2 separate regions of the Homo sapiens genome follow, and region 1 is linked to region 2. A link is an interaction called in ENCODE POLR2A ChIA-PET data of the cell type or tissue named here. Cell type or tissue: MCF 10A. All regions are shown on one strand. Each heading gives the region's core, and the rest is flanking DNA. Links, peaks and the distances in the headings are about the cores only.

Region 1 (8,166 bases), core at 2,573-6,572, 310 kb before region 2:
GGAAAATGTTAAGTGCAAAGTTCTCCTCAGAAAGACTCAGTAGACAGATATGGACAGCTGTCCTTCTGACATGGAACATTAGTTCTTCTAATGGCCTTTCTGCATACAGTAAGTGCAAGTGTTCTCCACAGACTCCAAATTCTTAAAGAACAGAGGAGATTTGGGTCCTGTCTTTATTTCAGGGGCCAGTTGTTTTATCTAGTAGGTCAAAAGATTATCTCGATTTCTAGTTAACATTTTAGGACTCTTGGAAAATGATCAAGATATCTACACTAATGGAATTTCCCATTCCAATTGATTTTTTCTAAATCCTCTATTTTAGATATGAGCTTTTGCATAAAGAAAGGGCTCCTTTTACTTACACTTTTTGTTTGCCCCAGAATGTCCTTTGAAAGTGTCCTGAAGTCTATTAAGTCACCTATTGATTCATCATTTTGTTTGTTATTCTTGAATCTTTGCCCTATCCACCCTTAAGAGAAAATCTTTTAAAATAGTTTCATGTGGCATACTTCCTATTTTTCTTACCCTCTCAAGTCCATGCTTAAAAATATTATGCATAGATAGGTTATTTGAATCTTCTGACCTTTTTCATCCTGCTACTCTTAAACATTTTCCCCATTGTTGAAGGTCAACAATTTTTTTTTTTTTTTTTTTTTGAGTCAGGATCTCCTGTTGCCTGGGCTGGAGTGCAGTGGCATGATTATAGCTCACTGAAGTCTTGATTTCTCAAATTCAAGCAATACTCTCTCCTCAGCCTCTGAGTAACTGGAAGTGCAAGTGCACACCACCATGCCCAGCTAAATTTTAATTTTTAGTAGAGATGAGGTATGTTGTCCAGGCTGGTCTCAAACTCCAAAACTCAAGCAATCTTCCTGTCTCAGCCTCCCAAAGTGCTGGGATTACAGGTGTGAGCCACTGTGCCTGGCCTAAAGGTCAACAACGAAATGAACTAATTGGTACAAATATGATAGTCCAAGACAATAAGTAACGAACAGAATCCTGAATTACACAGGATATACAAAACAAACTTTCTTTTGTTCTGAAATTTGGGAAGATTCTATTTTTACCCAACTCAACTCTTACTCAGAGTTTAAATTCGGCCTCTCTTGATCTACCTTCAGTGCAGAAGTTTTAGGTGGGTGTTGTGCAATGTGATTGTTCTTCTCTAGAAAAATGCTCCCTGAAAAAGTTTATTTGGGCAGCCAGGGGAAGGAGTAAGAGGAGTATACGTGGGTAGTAAAGATCAAGTTGGGTGGAGAGAGAAAGACAGAAGCAAAGAAAACAGGTGTCAGAAGGTTTGAGTAAGAGTAAGGTCTTTTTTATCTTTTTCTTCCTGAGGCCATAGCATTCCAGACAAAGAAGCCTTCTATTTATGTTTGGCATTTTTGTCTTCTCTCTTCTCTAGAGCTCCTCTTAAATCTGATTTTTGACATCAAAACTTTGTCATCATGGCTACAGTAATCCTAAGTCATCTAGTGAACTTTTGCCATTTATTAAGACAAATACATGAGAGTACCTATAGTGAGAGTATATATACGGAGTTTTTCCAGGAAGAGGCAACAACCTTAATGCAGATGAGACCACGACAAGCAGGAAAGAGCACGCTACAATTGATAAACAGTTTCTACTTGTGCAGTGTCTTGAATTTCTTGACCAAGCAGAGCCTAAAAGAGGCCACATGATCAAAAACCTGAAAATTACTGACTCCCGAATATAAGCTAAAAAAAAAAAGTGACCTTCTTTTATGATTTACCAAGACAGAACACATGCTGACAAAGGTTTAGAGGGACCCAAGTCCAGGTTTTAGCAATTTCTTCTAGACAAATCAATTACCACTCCAGTAAAACTCCAGACACTCAGGGCTGACTCATGGTGGGGGCTTGTCAGAGCTATGCTTCCATTCCTTTCTTATGAAGTGCATCCTTCTACATTCAACATACACAAGGCAGTCTGGAACAAAGCCAAACCCCGTGAGGCAAGCATTTTTATAAGTGGATGAAGACAACTGAAACTAAAGCAAGTAGCAGAATACGAAGCAGATTAATGGCAAGGATATTTGCTAAATGGTGTATCTCCAAAACAAAAGATCTAACTGCCTGTATAAATTTCTATTTCTTTATAAATTATAGGAAAATGAAATAAATCCACTAAAGAGAACTCAATGAAATACATCAGAGCTAAAATCATGTTAAAAAAAAAAAATCCCATGACACTGACACTAGGTCTAGGGAAAAACAAAAAAACAAACAAACAAACAAAAACACCTCACCTGGCAGCAGATCCAAAAGACTATTGGAGATTGGAGCTAAATGGACCTAGTGAGTGCCCCCACTTTGACCAAAAAATCCACACAATGGTGACATCTGTATGTGTCTAGCCCGCATCGTATCTAACCACAAGGAACAGCTTATGTGCAGAAAGTTAAAAATCAGTTAGTGGAAGGGAGGAAGGAGATCTGTTTGGCATAGTTTTTTTCCAACAGTCAGAGAAGGTTCATGTGTTTATTCAACAAATATGTATAAAGTACCTATTCTGTGCCCATCCCTGGGCTGAGTGCTGAGGATACAAAAGTGAATAAAGGCCAGGCGCGGTGGCTCACGCCTGGAATCCCAGCACTTTGGGAGGCCGAGATGGGCAGATCACTAGGTCAGGAGATCGAGACCATCCTGGCTAACACAGTGAAACCCCGTCTCTACTAAAAATACAAAAAATTAGCCAGGCGTGGTGGCAGGTGCCTGTAGTCCCAGCTACTCGGGAGGCTGAGGCAGGAGAATGGCGTGAACCCGGGAGGCGGAGCACGAAGTGAGACAAGATTGCGCCACTGTACTCCAGCCTGGGCAACAGAGCGCGACTCCATCTCAAAAAAAAAAAAAAGTGAATAAAATACTGTCCCTGCTTCCATGGACATTTGTCTATCCTGTGTCTTGTTCACTGCTATATCTCCAGCACCTAACAGTACCTGGAACATGGCAGGTTTTCAGTAAATACATGTGAAATAAATGAAGAAAAAAAAAAGAAAAAAGCTTGGCTGGGCTCAGTGTCTCAAGCCTATAACCCAGCACTTTTGGAGGCTGAGGCAGGAGATCTCTTGAGCTAAGGAATTCGAGATAAGCCTGGGCAATACGGCAAAATCCCATCTCTACCAAAACAAAAACAAAAAAACTATAACCGGGCATGGTAGTGCGAGCCTGTAGTCCAAGCTACTCAGGAGGCTGAGGCAGGGAAATCGCTTGCACCTGGGAGGATGAGGCTGGAGTGAGCCCTGATGGTGCCACTACAGTCCAGCACGGGTGTCAGAGTGAGACCCTGTCTCAAAAAATAAAAAAAGAAAAGAAAAAGAAAAAGGAAAAAGCTCATGAACTAGTATCCAGACTGTCAACAAGAGGCAGTTACAAGACAACGTTTCAACAAGTGTTTATTAAGCATTTACCATGAGTTAGGCAGTCACTGTACAATAACAGGCTGTGTACAGGAAAACATGGTGGGCCAGCAGGGGAGTGCTGTGGGAGCACAAGGGAGGGACTCCTAACTTATCCCATGCCTTCCTGTAGCCCCTGAGCTGAATCCTGGAGTTTGATGACTCAAGGATTGAGGTGAGAACATCCCAGGTAGAGGGAACAGGATGTGAACAGGGTCCATTCAGTAAAAGGTGATTGGGGAAGCTGCCTATACAGCATCTCTTATGGCTGTAGGGCGGTGAGTGCAACCCAGAGAAGATGAGGATGAAGAGAATAACAGTGGTGATCACAAAAGGAGTTGGATCTGCAGACTTGGGGACCCCCTTGGTGGGGCAGAGGGTTGTTGGGGCAGAAGAGAGATAGGATTTACATGTCTACCAGATAACTCTAGCTTTAGGTGGAGGCAAACAAACCAATGAGAAAGTTTAAGCAGTGGTCCAGGTGAGAAGTGATGGTGGCTTACACTACGGTGAAGGAAATGGCAAAGGATTGGCTGGGCAGACAGACTGAAGAGATATTTGGAAAGTAAAGTTCAAAGACTGATGAACACGAGCAGATGGCAGGAGGCTGGCAGGCTTCTGACTCTAGAGACAGAGTGAATAATAGGATCATCCCACGAAATAGGGAACATGGGAAGAAGATAGATATGCTTTGCAGTGGACAGGGAAGAAAAATAGTCCCAACCAGTAAACAGAGAGCAGAACTAAAATTGACTCATGAAACCATCAGAGTAAGCTTAGCATGTGAATGAGGTAAGCTGTGTCCTACAGCTTGTGATGTTCCTGGCACAAAAACTACCACCCACCTCTCTACTGCCCCCAGGGCCTGCAAGTGCTTTTACTCAAGACAAGAATAAATGCTAGTTTATTCTACAAACACCCTCAATTTTTATTCTACAAACAATTATTGACTTCCCACACTGCACTAGGTACTGCTCTAGACACTGAGAATAGAGCAGTAAACCAAACAGCTAAAATCCATGACCTCATGTGACTTCTAATTTAGTGGGAAGAAGCAGACCTTCAACACAGTAATTTAGCAAATTATGTAGAGTGTTAGGAAATGAAGCTGGGCACGGTGACTCACACCTGTAACCCCAGCACTTTGGGAGGCCAACATGGGAGGATCACTTGATTTCAAGACCAGCCTGAGCAATACAGTGAGACCCCTTCTCTTAAAAAAAAAAAAAAAAAAGAATTTGCTGGACATGGTGGCATGCACCTGTAGTCCCAGCTACTCAGGAGGCTGAGGCAGGAGGAGCCCAGAAGTTCAAGGCTGCAGTGAACCATGATTGTGCCACTGCACTCCAGCCTGAGCATAGAGCTAGACCCTGTCAAGAAAGAGAGTGAGAGCAAGAGAGAAGGAAAGAAGGAAGGAAGGAAGGAAGGAAGGAAGGAAGGAAGGAAGGAAGGAAGGAAGGAAGGAAGGAAGGAAAGAAAAAGAGAAAAGAGAAAAAAAGAAAGAAAAGAAAAAAAGAAGAAAAAGAGAGAAAGAAAGAAGAAAAAAGAAAGAGAAAATGTTTGAAAAGTAAACAAGGAAGAGATTAGGAAGTGCTGGGGTGCTGGGCAAGGGGGTTATAATGTTAAATACAACAGAGAAAGTCTCACTAGAAAAGGTGAAGCAAAGACTTGAAGGTAATGACAGAATGTTGTTATCTAAGAGAACTGAATTCCAGGCAGAGAGTAAAACAAGCACAAATTGTTGAGTTGGGAGCTTGCTGTGTTTTAAAACTCAGCAGGGGGGGCAAATGGAATTGGGGAATTGGAGGAATTGAAGACAGAGTTGGTGATGAGGGTTGTGGGTGGACAGGAGGGAAGAAGGATGATTAGATTACAGAGTATCTTAAGACCCAGGTGAGAACTTTGGTTTTTCTTCTGAGGAATATGCAAAACCACTGAATTTTGGAGAAAAGAAAGAGAAAAAATCTTTCTGGCCAGGCGCGGTGACTCACTCCTGTAATCCCAGCACCTTTTGAGGCCAATGTGGGAGGATCACTTGAGCCCAGGAGTTCAAGGCCAGCCTGGGCTATATAGGGAGACCACGTCTCTACAAAAAATACAAAAGTTAGCCAGGTGTGGTGGTGCACACCTGTAGTCCCAGCTACTGGGGAGGCTGAAGCAGGAGGATCACTTGAGCCCAGGAGTTTGAGGCTGCAGTGAGCTGTGATCACGCCACTGTACTCCAGCCTGGGTGACAGAGTAAAACTCTGTCTCAAAAAAAAAAAAAAGTTTGCATTTACCCCCACATATTTGCTATTTCTTATCCTATTCATCCCTTTCTGTAAATGTGAATTTCCATCTGGTATCATTTTCCTTCGATCTTAGCATTTTTTACAGCCTGGGCCTTCTAAAGACAAATTCTCTCTATTTTTGTTTATCTTATAATGTCTTCATTTTGCCTTAATTATTGAAGGATATTTTCATGGAATATGAAGTGAAAGGTTTACAGTTTCTTTCTTTCATGTTTATTTATTCCAGTTGTTTTAAGAGCCTGTTCTTTACTTTTTAGCCATTTGACTAAAATGTGCCTAGGTGTGATTTTCTTTTCTTTTCTTTTTTTTTTTTTGAGACAGAGTTTTATTCTTCTTGCCCAGGCTGGAGTGCAATGGCGTGATCTCGGCTCACCACAACCTCCGCCTCCAGGGTTCAAGCGATTCTCCTGCCTCAGCCTCCTGAGTAGCTGGGATTACAGGCATGTGCCACACACCCAGCTAGTTTTGTATTTTTAGCAGAGACGGGGTTTCTCCATGTTGGTCAGGCTGGTCTCGAACTCCTGACCTCAGGTGATCTGCCAGCCTCGGCCTCCCAAAGTGCTGAGATTACAGGCATGAGCCACCGCGCCCGGTCGTTGTGATTTTTTGTTTTTCATGTTTGGTGCTCACTGAATACTTATGTTGATGCTTTCCATCAAATTTAGTAACTTTTCAGCCACTATTGCCAAATATTTTTTCTGCCCTTCGTCCTTCTGAGAGTCCAGTAACGCGCGTATGTTATACAGCTTGGTAGCATCCCGCAAGGTCAGTGGGGTACTCTTCATCCTTTTAAAATCTTTTTTGCTTTCCCTGTTTCAGTTTGGATAATTTCTATTGACCTTTTCGCAAGTTTACTGATCATTGCTTTTGCTTTGTCCAATCTGTTGTTAACCCTACCCAATACATATTTTCTTCAGATACTGGTTTTTATAGAACTAGAATTTCTATTTGATTCTATTTGAGTTTCCATTTCTTCCTTCCATATTATATCGCTCCATCTACTATACCCATTTTTTCCTATCCTTGGAAGTTTTGAGCTGAAGAGTGACATGATATATTTTAACAGAACTACCCCAACTTTTGTATTAATTATGGAGGAAGTTCAGGGTAAGAGAAATAAGGAGACCAGTCAGGAAGCTATCGCAGGAATTCAGGCAAGAGATGATGGTGGCTTAGGCCAGGGTATGGCAGTAGAGAAAATGGGACTCAAGTGCCTATAATGAAGGCAAAACTCACAAAGCGAAGTGAATTAGGTATTGTGAGGGACGCCTAAACAATACCATGATAAGAATTTCCTTTTAAAGAGGGTTTTGCCACAAGAAGGGGAGTGAGAACAGAATGTATCCAGAGATCTAAAAACTTGATACACAAATAAAGGGATCTGGGACTAAAGCAAGGCCTTATAATCCTGGACCTTCAAAACTAGAAAGATCCTTGAGGAGATCATCCAGCCTAACTTCTTACTACTGACGAGGAGCCTGAGACACAGAAAAAAGCATGGACCTACCCAAAGCCCTCCAGCAAATTAGTGGCAAAACCAGAATTTAAACCTACAAGTCCATATGCTTCCTTTCCATAGGACCTGGACCAGCTGGGATCATTGGAAGCCAGTGAGCTACATAAAGAGAAGGGAGGAAAATGGAATGACCATTGATTGAGCACTTACCATATACCTAGCTTCACAGGAGCTACTTTTCATATATATGAGTCTTTACTCCTGCAAAGTAGGCACTGCTATTCTCATTTTTCAAGTGATAAAAGTGAAGTTCAAAAAGGGTAAAGAATCCACCTAAGAACATGCACCTGTTCATGGGGTAGGACACAGAGCTATCTGAAACCTGAGCATGTTTATGTGCATGTCTGCATGAGGTGGGATTTTGCTGTCATTAGATCCTATCTGGAGTGTGAACACAGGTGAAGGACTAGCATTTTTCAGCCACGGTCTTATGTTTACTTAGGAAACAGCCCAGCCCAGTGAACTGGGCTCAAACTCAAGACTGGCTGATTCAACAAGGCACCCCTGCAGACAAAGCTGGCAGAGTAGAAGTTTCAACTCCTTTCCATGGGTAAGAAAACTTTGTACAGAATAGGAAAAAATGGCCTAGGCAGAAGGATCTGCTGGCCATGGGAAGCTACAGAAGATTTGGGAGAGGGGAGGAGTATTATATTAATGCCTTGGGAGAGGCTGACCCAATGATACCCCCACCACAGTCAATTTCCAATAGGCATCTGGAATTCAGATTCCGGAACCCATGCCCCTCATTCCTTTGCCTCCAACAGCAGCCCACCAAAACCTGATCTTGAAGATCTTCTGTTTATGCTGCAGGGACTGTCAGGAGCCCTATGCCATCAATGACTCCAAGGTTCCCAGTCAAACCCAGGAGCACAAGCCATCGACCCAAAGTAGGTATCAGATAAGGACACTCTGCATGGCCTCTCTAAACCTCACTTTGCTCA
Region 2 (8,166 bases), core at 1,937-5,936:
AACCCAGAGGCCTAGCGTAGCTCTGCTCCAGCCAACCATGTGGCCTGGGGCAGATCTGGACCTTGTTCTCCCTTGTAAATGGGGGACAATGTTCTACCCAGCCCACTTCCTGGGGCTGATGTGAAGATCGCACATGGTGACTGAGCTATAACTTGATGATGGAGGTGGTGGCTTTGACGTTCAGCCTCAGTCCTTCAGCTCCTGGAAGGACTGTTCTTGGCCCCAGCTTTCAGCAGTTGTGTATTCCAGGGTGGCCATCAGCTCGAGGAGACTTGAGCCCCTCCTCGCTTACCAGCATGCCCACCCTGGGGTGGCTTCCGGAGAACCGGGACATCTCTGAGGACCAGTCCTCAGCAGAGCAGACCCAGGCACTGGCTTCTCAGGCCAGCCAGTTCCTGGCCAAGGTGAGTGGACTCCCAGCTTTGCCCCCGAGAGACTTAACTCACCTGGAGAACACAGAACCTCTGCCTGCTTGGGTGAGAGGCACTCTGGGAGTCTCACTTGTCATTCCCCTGCCTCTGCACCGAGTTAACTCAGCCATCCCCAAAACATGAGCCCCTCCCTGGTTTTAGAGGCCACACAGCTCCAGCCTCCTCCTTGTCACCAGTGCTAGGTCTCACCCCCCTTTTTGGCAATGCATCTCATCCAAATCCCTCCACTTGTGCTTGGAAGTGTCTCTAGGCTGGCTCCCGGGAAACTCTGAGCTCTTTCAGGATTCTGGAAGGGTAACAGAATCTCCACTCTACCTTTTCCTCTTCAGGATAAGTTGCCTCACTTTCTTAGTTCATTTTATTAAATAAATCAATTCCTAGTTACTTCTCAAGGGTCTTCGTATCTTCATGAAACAGTCCAAGTAACCGTGAATTGTTTGCAGGTCTGTTTATAACTGTACATTGGCTTTATTCCAGAAGTGGTTTAAAGCACCTTATGAAAATACATACGTTTTAGCCACATTCTGAAAACAGAAGTGAGAAAACTGGGGCAGAGAGGAAGTAAGGGTAGAAAAAAATAAAATACGTGGAGTGAGTAAATAAAATGTTCTGTTGGACCCTAAGCACATTAGAGTCACACATTTAGCTTTGAGCTTCCTAGTTGCCAATGCCAAAAGAGAAATGCAATAGTTACATGCACTACCATGCCCATAAAACAAATTCTTTCAGAAGCACCACCATTTTATTCTTCCCTTCCCTTCCCTCCTCTCCTCTCCTCTCCCTTCCCCTCTCCTCTTCTCTTCTCTCCTCCCCTCCCCTCCTCTCCTCTTCCCTCCCCTCCCATCTCTCCTTCTTTCCCTTGCTTTACTGAAATATAATTCACATACCATGCGGTTGACTCATTTAAAGTGTTTGCTTGCTTCAGCGGTTTTTAGTATATTTGCAGTTCTGCCACTATCACCACAGTCAGTTTTAGAACATTTTCATCACGCACTAAGAAACCTCATCTGTATTAGGCAGTCACTCCCCATCCCCTCTTTCCCCAGCCTCCGTCGGCTGCTCTTCTGCTTCCTGTCTTTATAGGCTTGCCTATTGTGGATGTCTCATAGCAATAGATTCACGCAATATTTGTCCTGTGTCTGACATCTGTCACTTACCATGATGTTTTCAAAGTTAATCCTTGTTGGAGTAGCACATACAAGTACTTCATTTCTTTTCTTCTTTTTTTTTTTTTTTGAGACAGAGTCTCACTCTGTTGCCCAGGCTGGAGTGCAGTGGTGCAGTCTTGGCTCACTGCAACCTCCGCTTCCCGGGTTCAAGCAATTCTCCTGCCTCAAGCCTCCCTAGAAGCTGAGATTACAGGCACGCGCCACCATGCCTGGCTAATTTTTGTATTTTTAGTAGAGATGGGGTTTCACCATGTTGGCCAGGCTGGTCTTGAGCTCCTGACCTCAGGTGATATGCCTGCCTCGGCCTCCCAAAGTGCTGGGATTACAGGCTTCGTTTCCTTTTGCCACCACCATTCTTGGTTCCGTAGCCGGAGACACATTTCTTCTTCGTCCTATATGTTGTCCACAAAATAAAGCAATGTCAAATCATCACACTGAGCAGGAGCTGGGGCCTTAGCTGACCCCTCATGTCTAGTGCTGCACGGTCCAATTCAGAAGCTGCTGGCCACATGTGACTGTTGAGTACTTGACATGGGCTGCTCTGAATTGAGACGTGCTGTGGGTATGAAACACATGCCAGATTTCAGAGACTTAGAAATATAAAGTGTCTCCCTATTTTTTTAGTATTGATTACATGTTGAAATGATATTTGGGGCTAAATAAAATATAAAAATTAATTTTACCTGTTTCTTTTTACATTCTCAATGTGGCTATGAGAAAATTATAGATGGTGTAGCTCACATTATAGTTCTATTTTATATATTATAAAATTATGTAATATGATTATATAATATACATTTCTATATTTCACACTGATCTAGAGCTTTCTTAAAACCGAACCTTACATCATCCCTTGCCTTTTTTTGTAATTAAACTTTTTTGAGCAGGTAATAGATGCCCATGATAAGGACCTTTGCACAGTACAGAGGGCATATTGAGCAAAAACTAAATCTTTCCTCCAACCCATGCAAAAATGTTCAATGCACACACTTGCATTTATAGAAATGGCTGCATAAGCTACTGTACCTTGACTTTTTGAAGTCTTAAATTTGAATATTTATTTTTGGGTAGGCAACGAATTCACATTGTTCAGATTTCAAAGGATGCAAAGGACATGTAGTAGAAAAATCTACTTCTCATTCCTGTCTTCCAGCCACCCAGTTCTCCTTCCCAGAAGCAATTCATATTTTAGTTTCTTGAATTCCTCTAGAGATAGTATATCGTATATAAGCAATGTATTTATCGTTTTCCTTTTTACTCTCCACATATTCTATACAGATGGTAGCATACCGTAAACATTGCCCTGTACCTTGATTTGACACTGAAAAATAGGTCTTGGAGGCATTAATAGCTCAGAACATACACGTGTGCCTTCCTCTTGTTGATGGCTGAATACTATTCCACCGACAGGCATTTAGGCAATTTCTTGTCCCCTCCCTACTGTTCATGCTGCAGTAAATATCCTGACTCATTAGTCTTGATGCACATGAGTGACTTGCTTTGTTGTCAGTAAATTCCTGCAGGTTTCACTTCAATTTTTCTCAAGGCTACCATGCCTGGGGCTGGTGGTAGAAGCTGTTCCCAGCACCCACGTCTCCATGCTTGGCAGAAACCCCACATCCTGAGGACGGACCCAGCTCCTCTTACCAAGGCATAGATGTGGCTGGGTGTGGGAGTCTACAGGACTGGATTAATGGAGCATATTTCCTTCCCCTCCCAATGTCCAGGTGGAGTCCTTTGAAAGACTGATACAGGCAGGACGTCTCATGCCCCAGGACCAAGTCAAGGTACTGCCCAATTCAGGAGCCACCCATGGAACTGCCAGACAACCACTGTCTCCCATGACTCTGTCTCTGAAGCCTTCTTTGCTGCAAGACAGAAAAGAGAATCCCAGACACAGGGTCTCTTTTAGAGCAAACAGTTCCTGAGTAGCTTCCCATGATAACGATCATTATTTCACAATAGTTACCCATTATTAAGCAAGGATGGTTGTGTACAGGGACTGTGGTAAACCCTAGAGTATGTTATTTTATTTGGTCATCATCAAAACCCAGTGAAGCAGTTACATTTATCACCCTCATTTAACCAGGATGGAACTGAAGCTCAGAGGGGTGACTCAAAGGCCCCACAGCTAGTAGGCAGGAGAACCTGGAGCCAGGTCTGTCTCTCTTTCAAATCCAGGGTCATAATCACTGCCCTGCACTACTTTCCACAAATTATCCTGCCTCTCAGCAAGCAGAAAAAGGCCTTTTCTTTTTTATCGCCTTTAAACAAAATTACAAAATAGTTGCCAAAAGTTTGGAAACCCTGTTAAAAAAAGTGGGGGCTGGAGGGGAGACCCTTTATAGAGTCCTATTGGTGTATATCCTTTGGAATTTGGAGTTTTAGATAACGGTGGTCATAAATACAATTTAGATTCCTGCTGCATCAGCCAGGGTCCCATTAAGGGACAGGTGGGGCTCTCAAGTCTGGGAGTGTAGGCGTCAAAGGAGAGAACTGTCAGCAAAGGTGTGGGCAGCATCAGGGGACCCAACAAAGACTGAGGAATCCCCGGGTAGTAGCATTAGCCGGGAGCTGTGCCCACTCTCAAGTCTCTCTCTTCCCACCCTGTGATCTCTCATAGGTCCCTCCCACTAGACAGACCCAACCAGAAGCCAGCAGGTAGACAGCCCTGATGCTCAAAGCACAGAGCAGGGTGGGAGAGGAGCTGAGAGAAGGTCTGGAGAGGCAAATTCAAAACACCTAGTTTCTAAAAAAATGTTATGGCAGGATATTTCCTGTGTGGTTACATAGATGTCATGTACATTTTCCAATCACAAAATGTGTCATATGTATCATGTAATATCATCCAGTGGATGACCAAGGACCTTATAAACTAAAACCATTCATTTTTTTGCTCTCTGTTCTAATCCCCCCATATACAGGGAAGTTGAGAGCTGTCAGAAGATTAGATGTGACCAGGGAATGGGTTTTAGGTTGTGCTTGGCTTCTGTCTCTCCTCAGAGTTGAGTGGGATGTGGATGGTAGTAAGACAGTGATACCAACCCCAATTCCTGCAGCTTTAGCCATGTATTACCTGTGATCCTCCTATGGGAGCCTAGCAGAATTGCTAGGACCATGAGCTCTGGGGCCAGAGGGCCTGGGCCCACATCCTGTCTCTACAACTCACTCACTCCATGACCTTCATCAACTTAAGTGACCTCCCTGTGCCTCAGTTTCATCCTTTTTAAATGAAGATGATAAATCACCCCTCTCATTATGATTATATTGAAGATTAAATAAATGCAAAGTGCTTTAGCCCAGAGCCTCAATGCTCAGTAAACATTCTCAATAATGTGATGGTGATGATAACATTATCGGTGTCGATAGTCTATAAGGATTTGGGGAAAGAGTGGCTAATTTTCTGAAGCCCACAGTTTTGCAAATCAAGAATGAGGATCCAGAGTCTCTCATGTAAAGGGTCCTTATGGAGATAATAGTGAGAGTGTATTTGACACTGTGACAGCTATGACAGTTTGTGGTACATTGGGGTCCTTGTAAGTCTATGCAGGAAGGGCTGGTGCCCTCTGGAGCTGGTGCCAAGTCTCTGAGTTGTGTCTCTGTTGTGCCAGCCTGATGGCAGAGAGCTTGACCACGGCAGCTCTCCAGGGCAGGCAGCCTCCAGAGATCTCAACCTCAGCCTGTATCTTGCATGAACCCAGGGGCCCAGGTGCATCCCATGGCCTCCCGCAAGCTGTCTCATCCACTGTGTCTTCAGGGACAGGCCCCGCGGGGACTGAGCACTCAAGTCTTCCTGGCCTGGTCTGGTTTCAGGGCTTCCAGCGGCTGAAGGCTGCCCACGCGGCCCTAGAGGAGGAGTACCTGAAGGCTTGTCGGGAGCAACACCCTGCCCAGCCGCTTGCCGGCTCCAAGGGGACGCCTGGAAGATTTGATCCTCGCAGGTACCTGCTGGGGTGGAAGGCCTGGAAGGACAGATGGGATGGGCCCCTGGGGTCCCTCAGTCTCCAGGAGGGAGGCACTTTGTCCTTATAATTTGTACACGGGGAATAGAGAGAAATCTTATCCTAATTAGTATACATATCCAAATGGTGGCACGATCAAAAGCTGTGATTTGAGTCCCTTTGGACCCACGTGCTGAGAAGATGCCTTGAAACCCTTATTGGATGATGGGGAAACTGAGGCTAGATGGGGGTGGGATTTCTCTAATGTCCCACAGCCTGTGGATGGCAGAGGGGACTTGGGCTGAGACCTCCTGATTCCCAATGGAACCTTCTTTCATCTTGCTTATTTTGAGTTCTCACCATCATCTAAAGGCTGATATTAAATGGACCCTAAGGGGGCATCCCCTGGAGTCTCTGCTCTGATACTCTGTTCCTGGACCTGCCTGATGTAGCTGCCATCTTGGGCTCCTGGTGGTAATGTTTCTGCATTCCAGGGAGCTGGAGGCAGAGATATACCGTCTGGGAAGCTGCCTGGAAGAGCTGAAGGAACACATAGACCAGACCCAGCAAGAGCCTGAGCCGCCCGGGTCAGACTCAGCTCTGGACAGCACCCCAGCCCTGCCCTGCCTCCATCAGCCAACGCACCTGCCTGCTCCTTCTGGACAAGCCCCCATGCCAGCCATCAAGACCTCCTGCCCTGAGGTACCTCTTGGCTCAACCATATTGGGCTGTTCCCTCGTGCATTCATTTCTTCGTTAATTCATTTCTTCAATACGTATTACATATTTATGAAGTGTGTGCCATATGCCAGTGTGTGCCAAATATGTAAATATTACATATTTATGAAGTGTGTGCCATGTACCATGACACATGGTAGGGATTCAGTGGGATGGGAGGTGGCAGGGAAGGTGGCGTCTACCTTCACAGAGTTTTCTGTAGAGTTGAACTGGTTACAGTGATTTAGTTATAATTTTGGTCAGTGCACTGAAGGAGAATTATGGGGTTCTGTGAGAGTAGCAGGAGTAACATGACTGAGTTTGAGGAGGAGGTCAGAGAAGCTTTCCCTGAAGAAGTCATGTTTAAATGAGACCTGAGACTAAGTAGGAATTACTAGAGACAGAAAGAGAAAACCCATCCAGCAGGGAAAACAGCTTGTGCAAAGGCCCTGTGGCTAGAGTATGGGAAGAGAAAGGAAAAATAGTCTGAGATGTGGCTGGAGAGGCAGGCAGGGGCCCCATGATGTAGGGGCTTGTGGGTCACGTAGAGAGCATGGCCTTAAACTCTGCTGGATTTTCTGGCAGGGGATGACATAAGATGACTTGTGGGTAGGCCAGTCTGAGGCTGGGGAGGTGGCAGGGCAAATGGAGAAGCATGTGTGGACTTAAGAGAGGTTGGGAAGGTATGTTTGAGTGGACTTGGAGTGGCCGTGAGAGGGAGGAAGGGAGACACGGATGGCTCCAGGTTTCTAGCTTGTAGTACTGCATGGATAATGGGGTGAAACCTAGACAAGAGCCCTACACAAAAGGGGCTTTGTAGAAGGCTGTCTGGCCCACACCACAACCCCTTGAGAGACAATCACTATCTCCGTTTTGCAGGCGAGCAAATTGAGTGTAGTGCGTTCACACAGATGACAGTAGTGGGGTCTCTATGCCTCCCAACTCCTGTTGCCTGTGCTGCAAAGACTTGTCTGTTGAGGATGGGAGCAGGAAAGAGAGCCTGGCATGCTGGGTAGGGTGGGACACTGGTAGGACATCCCTGACAGCTGAGGTCATGCTGGCCCTATGGTTTGGGGAAAATCTTGTGCTGTGCTCTGGCCTAGAGGGTAGGAAAACTCTACCAGGTGCCACTACACACTTGAATGGGGAGAAAACCTGAGTACAATATCTTAAGGGACCCTCATGCTCCTGCAGTTGAAGGTATTGCAGGGGGCTGGGGTGGCCATGCTGGAATGGATGGGGGTCAGGAGAGTTAACTCTGGCAGGAAATCTAGGTTTAAATCTCAACTCTGCTCCTTGTTTCTGTTGACTTTGGGCAAATCATTTGAGCGTGAGTTACCTGTCTATAAAATGGTTTGTAATAATCGTAGGTACTGGTGGGATTGTTGTGACATGGTATCTGTATGGTGCCTGGCACACAGCAGGTGCTCAATTCATGGCAGCCAGTATCGAAGACCACACAGCCCAGTCTCCATAGTTTACACATACATAAAAGGGTGGTGGGCTTAGTGAGTCTAATGTGCTTCTTACCCCGCAGCCCACAGCTCGAGCCTGGCAGGAGGTAAGTGCTTAAAAGTGGTGTTTAACTATCTGCTGAATCTCTGTCTGTCCATCTTTCTGACCCCAGCCTGCTACCACCACTGCCGCCGCCAGCACTGGCCCCTGCCCATTGCACGTAAATGTGGAGGTGAGCTCTGGCAACAGTGAGGTGGAGGACAGGCCACAGGACCCCCTGGCCCGACTCAGGCACAAGGAGCTGCAGATGGAGCAAGTTTACCATGGCCTCATGGAGCGGTGAGTGCCACCTGGACCTGACCAGGGTGTCTGGCCAGCAGCTGGATCTTGGCTGTCCCCCACTGGGCAGAGGTCATGCCCCTCTGTGTGTTCTTCTGCAGGTACCTCAGTGTGA

The links. ChIA-PET counts read pairs that join two places held together with the same protein. Peaks named below come from ENCODE experiments on the same cell type or tissue, not always from the same donor. Only the 100,000 strongest peaks of a DNase experiment are listed, where the experiment ranks them.
Region 1: POLR2A ChIA-PET joins it to region 2 with 5 read pairs; 3 of 35 experiments call an interaction of 5 or more read pairs at or near these places.

Annotation. Positions count from the first base shown.
Region 1 is chr9:114,671,329-114,679,494 of GRCh38, reverse strand. TEX48 (testis expressed 48) reads left to right here. Exons shown (of 5, transcript NM_001199233.2): 2 at 7,668-7,775; 3 at 7,990-8,112. The coding sequence starts at 7,772. Among named protein-coding and RNA genes, the nearest start is that of TEX48, 6.8 kb to the left of the region's middle. In MCF 10A, for the core only: no CTCF peak of the experiment used is centred there; no DNase peak of the experiment used is centred there.
Region 2 is chr9:114,359,781-114,367,946 of GRCh38, reverse strand. It overlaps AKNA (AT-hook transcription factor), which reads left to right. Exons shown (of 22, transcript NM_001317950.2): 6 at 250-404; 7 at 3,328-3,387; 8 at 5,414-5,541; 9 at 6,036-6,243; 10 at 7,885-8,051; 11 at 8,153-8,166. Among named protein-coding and RNA genes, the nearest start is that of AKNA, 24 kb to the left of the region's middle. RefSeq lists enhancers at 96-395, 1-815, 923-1,012, 1,033-1,092. In MCF 10A, for the core only: no CTCF peak of the experiment used is centred there; DNase peaks (open chromatin) are centred at 3,266 and 3,626.